3 separate regions of the Homo sapiens genome follow, and regions 2 and 3 are each linked to region 1. A link is a loop called in an ENCODE intact Hi-C map of the cell type or tissue named here. Cell type or tissue: endothelial cell of umbilical vein. All regions are shown on one strand.

Region 1 (2,500 bases):
ACTGGCAGATCGCTGGTTTCCTGACCTTACCTCTCAGGGCTTCTGTGTGCGCTGATCCCCTTGCCCAGAACACTCTCCCCTGTACCCCAGAGGTGGCTAGCAGTGCCCCACTGACCTGATAGAGTTAGCAGACATGTTTTCCTCGGCCCACGTAGTGCTTTCAGAAAATGTTGGACTCGATATGAACATTTAATGATGGGGAGATTTCACAGGAAATGCTGGATTTCCTCACTCTCCCGAGAAGCTGTTAGATGCGTTCGTCTTCTAACATAATGGGCCATGATGGGCTACACTGAAGAGTGGCTGCCAGCTTTAGACACGGCAGGCCCCGGCTGGTTCTGCACAGTCTCCTCCTGGCCTGTTTTGCCTATTTACAAGTTTGAGACCCCTGCACTAGAGATGAATTTTATTGGGTTTTTGCATACTGCATCCCAGCTCAGGATTTCATATGACTAGAAATTTTGCCTGCTAAATCCAGAAGGTGACTGAGTGAGCCACTTCCCAGGTGGGCCCTGATGAGGCCCAGAGAGGCACAGGGACCCGCCCAGCTTTGCCCAGCAAGCTGTGAACCCTCCTTGATCCACCAGAAGATGGCAAGACCCAGTTTGGGCAGAAACGTAGGGCAGAGTTGCTGTCCTCTGGGCCGTCTTCTTCTGCCCCAGCAGCTGCTGTGGGATACTTCCTGTCCCCTAACCCTGGCCAGAGAGTTGCTGATCAGTGCCAGAGGCGGCCCCCAATTAGACAGCTGGTGGGCTTCCGAGAGTGGGCACTCAAACATCTGTTCCCCTCCTTCAGCTGCTGGCAGCATTCTCCCTGTCCCTGAGTTCCAAGACTTTGAGAATGGAACTGGGGGTGGACAGGACCCAGAACAATCCCTTCCCCACCTGGGGCGCCTGTCCCACAAAGCAGATGCATTTCTTCTGCAGCCCACTCTGCCTCCAGCCAGGGCATTCTGAATGCTCCAGCACGCACCGCTACCTACACACCAGGCAGGTCTTTGCTCTGCCAAACACTAGGAAGCTAAAAATAGCCCTGCCCCCCTCTGGCCCTGTAATTGGAGGCGGGACAGCTGGTTTCGATAAGCAGGGTGCTCAGGCTCTGGCCAGCTGCCACCTGCTTTCATTGAACACAGATTGCCTCGGCGGAAACAGCCCCATTCCAGGCTCTCCCTTTTCCTGCTGAGTTTGAGTGGGTTGAGCTCTGGGCTGAGCCTGAGAAGCACCCGCAAGAACTAGGACCTGGGGCCCCGGCTGAGCCTCTCACCACCGGGCAGTCACGTGGGAGCTGGGAAAGCTGCCTGTCTTCCTCTGGCCTGGGAGCACTTCTGTCTCCCCGAGACCTTCCTGCCGACCTCAGAACATTCCTTTCTGTCGGATGGTTCATTACTTCATTTGTTCCATAAATGATCATTGAGCCCTGCTCTGCATCAGGCCCTCTGGTAGGTGCTGGGATAGTGCCATGAATAAGACAGAGAAAACACCCTGTTCATGTCATTACATTCTGGTTGGGGGAGATGGCCAATAAATACGTAAAATAAATCTGTAAACAAGACCACTTCAGACAGTGAAAAGTGCAAAAAAGGAAGCAACACAGAGATGTGATGGATTGGATAGGGGTCGGGGACCATTTTAAATGAGGTAGTCAGGGAAGGCTTCTCTGAGGAGGTGATGTTTGTGCTGAGACCTGAAGGATGAGAAGGCACAGTTGCATGAAGAGCTGAGGAAGGGCATTCCAGGCAGAAGGAACAGCAAGTGCAGCAGCCCCGAGGCAGGGAGGAGTCTGGTATTTTTTAATAAGGGAAAGGTGGTAGGTGTGGCTTAGGCATAACTAATGAGAGGTATTGGGGGTGAGATCAGTCAGGGTGGGAGTGGGTCATGCTGGGCCTTGTTTATGTCCGTGTGGGAAGAGTTGGGATTTTTTTTGTGAGTAGTAAGCCTGTGGGAGGGTTTTGAATATGGAAATGACATGGTTTCATCACTGTTAGCTCGCCTGACTCCCCGCCATCATCTTTCTGGCCCCCTATTATTTCTTCCTGCATGTTTGTCCATTCCTTCTGTTCATCTGTCCAGCCACCACTCCATCTAGCCATCTGTGATCCATCCCTGACCCATCCACCCATCTACTCACTCTCTTCTTCATCCACCCCATATTAAGTCATCTGTCTGTTCATTCATCCACTTACCCACTTACCTACCTGCCCATGTGCTGCTGGCTGTCTGTCTGGCCGGACATCCATCCGTCCGTCCATCCATCCATCCATCCATCCATCTATGTAGTCACTCATCCACCAACCTGCCTGCCCAGCTTCCTTCCCTCCTTCCCTCTCTCCCTCCCTCCCTCTCTCCCTTCCTTCCTTCCTTCCATCCATCCATGCATCCATCCAGTGAGCCTGAGGCAGACCTGGAATCTGGTCACACTCTCCTCTCTGCTATTGGTAATAAGCATGAAGCCTCAGTACAACCCCAAGGGCTATAGACTACTACACTCGGCTTCCCTGTGG
Region 2 (2,500 bases), 140 kb before region 1:
AATGGCCCCTAAACATCCCAAGGCATTTTCGTTTTCAAAACTAACCTGGGGCTTAGAGCTTCAGGAACTGCTAATTACCAAGGCTTTCCATGGTTGCAAGGCTGGCAGCCTCAGGTTGTGATTCTCTTCTGTCTTCCCACTCTCTCTTCTCAGCCTTTATATTTGCTAAGGGATTTTCCCTGCTGTCTCCTGGCTTGGAAGAATGCACGGTAATCCCTCCCTGCTTTTATTTCCATGTGGTTAGAGGCAGGCCTTAAAGGACCACCCTGGTCTCCGTGTGTCCTTGGTGTGAAGGTCCCATCGGCCCATGGAAACCGTGGAAAGTAACCCCCGTGATAGGGGCCATGTGTGGCTTCTGTCCTCAAGGAGAGGACGGTGTAGTGGAGGATGGCCAAATGGGTGTTTAAAAAAAACAATCCAAGTGCAAGGCTCTGGAGCCAGACTGCTTGAGGTTAAATCCTTGGACTTGTGACCTTGGGCAAACACCTTAACCTGTTTGAGCCTTATTTGTAAAAAGAGGGATGTTAATAGGTCCTATTTTATAGGTTTTTAAAGAAGATAAGTGAGTTATAGAAATTGATGTAAAGCACTTAGAACAGTGTCTGGCAGTAAGGTATATAAATATTGGTTATTATTGTTGTTGTAGGAAAATTAAATAATACAGATAATTAGGGTTGTGGGACTTCAGCATCCAGAGAGCAGGGGTGATCAGAGAGGGCTTCCTGGAGGAAGTGAGGTCTGAGTTAAGTCAGCACTGAGAGGAGGATGGGGGCTCTGAGTGAGTTTCCTTTTGACACCCTAAACTCCGGCCACAGGAACCAGTGGTTTTGTTTGGTTCCAGGCCGAGGGCTTTGTGGTTCCTTGAGAATCTTCCCATCTTTCCCCATCTCCTTCAGGAACTGGGTTGCACTCCCTCCCTCATCTCCAGGGAGTCCTCTGAGTTTGGTGTTTTGCGTGTGTTTATTAAATAATCATGAAAAGGCAAGGACAGCCCTTTCACAGAGATGCTGGATCGGTCTTGGGGGAAACAGTGCCTGGGGTTTTGACTCAGAACCTTGGCTCGAATCATTTCGAGGCCCTGGCTATGTGGGGTACTCCCCGTGTGCTCTGGGCAGCGTTAGTCATGATGAAAACAATGACAGTCATTGCTGTGCAGGAACTGACTTTGATTCATCACTTGCCATTCTAAGCACTTTGCATGTGTCAACTCATTTAATTTTCTTTATGAAGGGGATGCTGTTTTTATCCCCATTGAGAGGTGAGGAAACTGAGGCAAAGTGAATCTAAGTGAGCTGCTCTGGGTCAGGTGGACAGCATTGCCAGGATTTGATCCTAGGCTGCCTGACCCCACAACTCATGTCCCCAGCCACTTGATAGACCGCCTTTGGCTGATCCAAGAAGGGCTTGGCACATGATTTATTAAGGTGGCAGAACTGGGATTTGAACCCAGGTCTGTGTGATGTTTCACCTCCGCCTGCGCTTCCTCCTGTTACTTGCCCTCTGTGACTCCCATTCTTTTCTCCACAGAATGGGAAGAACTGTGGACGGATAGAAATGGCAGGCTGCCGAGTTCTTGCTCTGGGCTCCGGGTCTGTTCATGGCACGAGGGTTGAGTGAGGCTCTGGAGTCATGCTGCTGGTGTTCAAATCCAGGCTTCTTCCACTTGGACTGTAGGTGACCTTGGGCTGATCACTGACTTGCTCTGTGCCTCAGTTTCCACATCTGTCCAACGGGCACAGTGTAGCACCTGCGTCACAGGGATGTGGTGAAGCTTGCCCCCCACTCCCCTAGAGGAGGCTGAGTAGACCTTGGGCCCACCTGCCAAGGGGAGGCACCTCAGGGGCAGGTGCCAGTAACTCCCATGATGGGGTGTGTCAGCTGGGCAGTGGTCGAAAGAGAAGAGAGGGCCTGGGTGGGTGGGCAGAGAGGCCGGTGGGTGGGAGTTGGTCAGCAGCTCCTCGAAGGTCTCCCCGTGGCTGAGGACAGAGAGCTATAGAGACACAGAGGGTCTGCCCGGAACCGACCAGGATGGGAGTCTCTGAGGAACAGGGATTGTGGGCAGAAAGCTCCCAGAATGCTTTCTGTGGTTCTGCTTTTTGGAGGGAGGAGACAAAAGTTTTTCTTCTCATTGGAGCTCCGCTTGCCAAACAAGAAACTGTGGTTTTTTGTTGTCACTATTTTTTTTTCTGTTTTAAAAGATTCTGTACTCCTAGTCTCACACTAGGGAGAAATGCCACGGGTGGTTGGGGTGGGGGCAGGTCTTTGATTTCACAGTCATTGAGGCAGAGGGACCTCCCCAGTAACTTGGGGGGATTTTCACGTGGTCCTCATATGAAAAGTAGGATGCTGAGAGGTATATGTAACACAGTTCTTTTGGAAAATAAACAATAACCATAATATACACGTGTGTTATATGTATAAGGTGACATTAGGTTGGAGAAAAGGATGGAAGGATGTGTATCTTTTACAGAAAGGCAACCAGGAAGATAAGGAAGTAAAA
Region 3 (2,500 bases), 56 kb before region 1:
TGAAATACATAGTAAGCATCTCCTGTGTGCCAGGCTCTGCACTAGACCCTGGGGATGCTGTACTAAGTAAGACAGACTTGCTCCGTGCTGCCACGCGGCTCGTAGGTGGGAGAAACAGAGGGTAATTTAACAAATGAGGTCATTTCAGATGCCAGTGCAGACTGTGAAGAACATAAAATGCAGATGTGGTAAAGAGTGACTCTGCCTGAGGTTGCTTTCAATCGGGAGGTCAGGGCCAGGGCTGCTAGATTTAGCAAATGAAAACAAAGGACACCCAGGGAAATTGGAATTTCAGGTAAACATCAAATAATTTTTTAGTGGAAACATGTCTTATGGAATATTTGAGACATACTTATACTAAAAAAAATATGTGTCTGAAATGAGCATTCACCTGGGCATCCTGGGGTTTATTTTATATCTGGCAACCCAAGGGTGGGATGGCCTTTCTGAGGGGTTGGAATGGGATGATCTTGGGGAGGGTGGTCTGGACCAAGGTGAGAAAGGGCAGAAGCCCTGAGCTGGGAGCAAGCTTAGCTCATTTGAGAGAAGAAGGGAGACTGGCGTGGCCAGAGCAGAGTGAGTGATAGAGAGAGTTTGAGGGTGTCATAGTGGGGGCAGGGCAGATCCTGTAGGGCTTTGCGTGCCGAGGTGAGGACTGTAGATCTTATTCTGAGTCAGTGAAAGCCATTGCAGGTTTTAAGCACGGGAGTAGTGTGGTCTGATTTCTGTTTTAACCCCCCTCTCCCCACAGCTGTATGGATGGGTAAATAATTTGGGGAGACTGTTGAGAAACTGAGACCTGATTCTCACTTCTCTCCTCCCCACTGGAGAATATGTCTGCATGGGCCAGCTCCTTCCCTCTTCTGGGTCTTAGTCTTGCTGGCTGTGAAATGAGTGGTTTGGAGCTGATGGTCTCTGTGGAGCCACTGTCACCTGGGTATTGTGGACAGCAGCTGCCACCTCTCACAATCCTTGAGCCTTTCCTGGGGGTGAGCTCCCCTCCCCTGGCTGTTTCCAGCCAGCAGCTGTCCCCTTCTCCCCCCAAACCCACAGCCACATGTTCCGTACCCACCACATCTGTGTATGCACAACTGTTTGTCCGTTTCTTCCTGGCAAAGCAATCAGAGCCCCATGTCGGGCCTCCAGGAGGAAATGGAACACTTGGACTCTGAGCTGTCAAGAGCAGCGTTTCCGTATTTGCAGGGTCTCAGGCCTGAGATGCAGCTGGGGTCAGGCTGGATGAAAGGACACAGGCGTGATTGAACTGGGCACGGTGCTGCAGAGGGGATGTTGTCCTTTGCTAAATTTAACTTCTCCAAGCCTCAAGCGTTGGGCCCCTGCCCTTCCCACAGGCTGAAGGAGAGGAAAACATTGCAGACCTTGTCGTAGAAGGGGGCTCAGGGGATGAGGAATGACAAACCAGTGGTGAGCTTGTTACCCCCTCTCCTGCACCTGTGGCAGACATTCCTAATCAATCACAGCATTCTGTCTCTAGGCTTCCTGTGGGGCCCCAGAATCCTCCTCACCAGTGTTCCAGCTGGCACTACCCAGTGACTGGGGTTGGTATGTGGGAAGAAACCGATTTGTCCCTGCTTTCTGGCCCAGTCCCTTCCCTTCATCTCTGTGGAGATGGACAGAGAGACCCTGTCACCTCACTAAGATTTGGGTCCATGTCTTTCATTTTCTGCCTTTAAGAGTGTGCATGTATCAAAACTGTCTTTGCTGTACGTGACAGAAACACCAGTTCAGATAGGCTTAAACAAATACAGGACTTTACTGATGCATGTCAGTGAAATTGTTCAGGAGTGTAGGTTGGCTTCAGGCATAGCTAGATCCAGGACTCCGTATGATGATTTCAGGACCAGGTCTTTCTCTGATCTCAGGCTCTGCTTTTATCTGTGCAGTGCTGATTTCACTCTTGGAGAATGGGAGGGGCTTATGGGGTGCATGCCTCACATGGTGGCAGGGGTTCAACAGCAGCTCAAAGAGAGTTTCTCTTCCCAGTGATTCCAGCTCGAGTCCTTGCGGGCTCTTGCGGCCCAGCTTGGGTCACATGGCCACTGTTATTAGGACGGGGAACTCTGATTGGTTTTGTCTGGGTCATGTGCTCACTTATGGTCCCTGGGGTGGGGTGGGACCAGCCTGGGAAGAAGCACAGAGCTGGTCTGAGGGCCCTTTAGCCTCTCCGTTCCTCCTTCTCTTTTCTTCCTTTCATTCATCAAATAGTCACAATACCTGCTCTCTGCCAGTGGCCGCTGACCCCATTGACATCACAGCAGTGACCTCAACAGATGAAAACGCCGTCCCGATGGAGCTGACAGTCCCAGGAGATTCAGGGGAGAAGGACAGTGCATGAATGAGACGTAAAACATCCTGGGGTCAGGGACCATCATAATTCCCAAAATCTGCCTGGGACCCTCCCGATGCTTTCCCTAAACCCACGAGTCTATCTGCTGCCTTCCTCCTGACTCTGCCTGTCTTTTTTTTTTTTTTTTTTTTT

Evidence for each region. Hi-C counts contacts between places; a loop is a spot of excess contacts. Peaks named below come from ENCODE experiments on the same cell type or tissue, not always from the same donor. Only the 100,000 strongest peaks of a DNase experiment are listed, where the experiment ranks them.
Region 2: it touches region 1 in a loop (2.4-fold over the local background); 25 of 110 quality-filtered maps call a loop at or near these places.
Region 3: it touches region 1 in a loop (4-fold over the local background); 5 of 110 quality-filtered maps call a loop at or near these places.

What each region holds. Positions count from the first base shown.
Region 1 is chr20:48,681,448-48,683,947 of GRCh38, reverse strand. The region is part of intron 10 of PREX1 (phosphatidylinositol-3,4,5-trisphosphate dependent Rac exchange factor 1); the gene reads left to right. Among named protein-coding and RNA genes, the nearest start is that of PREX1, 150 kb to the left of the region's middle. RefSeq lists an enhancer at 170-919. In endothelial cell of umbilical vein, no CTCF peak of the experiment used is centred here; a DNase peak (open chromatin) is centred at 1,127; H3K27ac peaks cover 1,472 bases.
Region 2 is chr20:48,822,679-48,825,178 of GRCh38, reverse strand. All of the region lies in intron 1 of PREX1 (phosphatidylinositol-3,4,5-trisphosphate dependent Rac exchange factor 1), which reads left to right. Among named protein-coding and RNA genes, the nearest start is that of PREX1, 4.1 kb to the left of the region's middle. RefSeq lists enhancers at 933-1,022, 1,313-1,362. In endothelial cell of umbilical vein, no CTCF peak of the experiment used is centred here; DNase peaks (open chromatin) are centred at 208, 1,098 and 1,488; H3K4me3 peaks cover 106 bases; H3K27ac peaks cover 1,817 bases.
Region 3 is chr20:48,737,224-48,739,723 of GRCh38, reverse strand. The region is part of intron 3 of PREX1 (phosphatidylinositol-3,4,5-trisphosphate dependent Rac exchange factor 1); the gene reads left to right. Among named protein-coding and RNA genes, the nearest start is that of PREX1, 90 kb to the left of the region's middle. In endothelial cell of umbilical vein, no CTCF peak of the experiment used is centred here; a DNase peak (open chromatin) is centred at 1,153.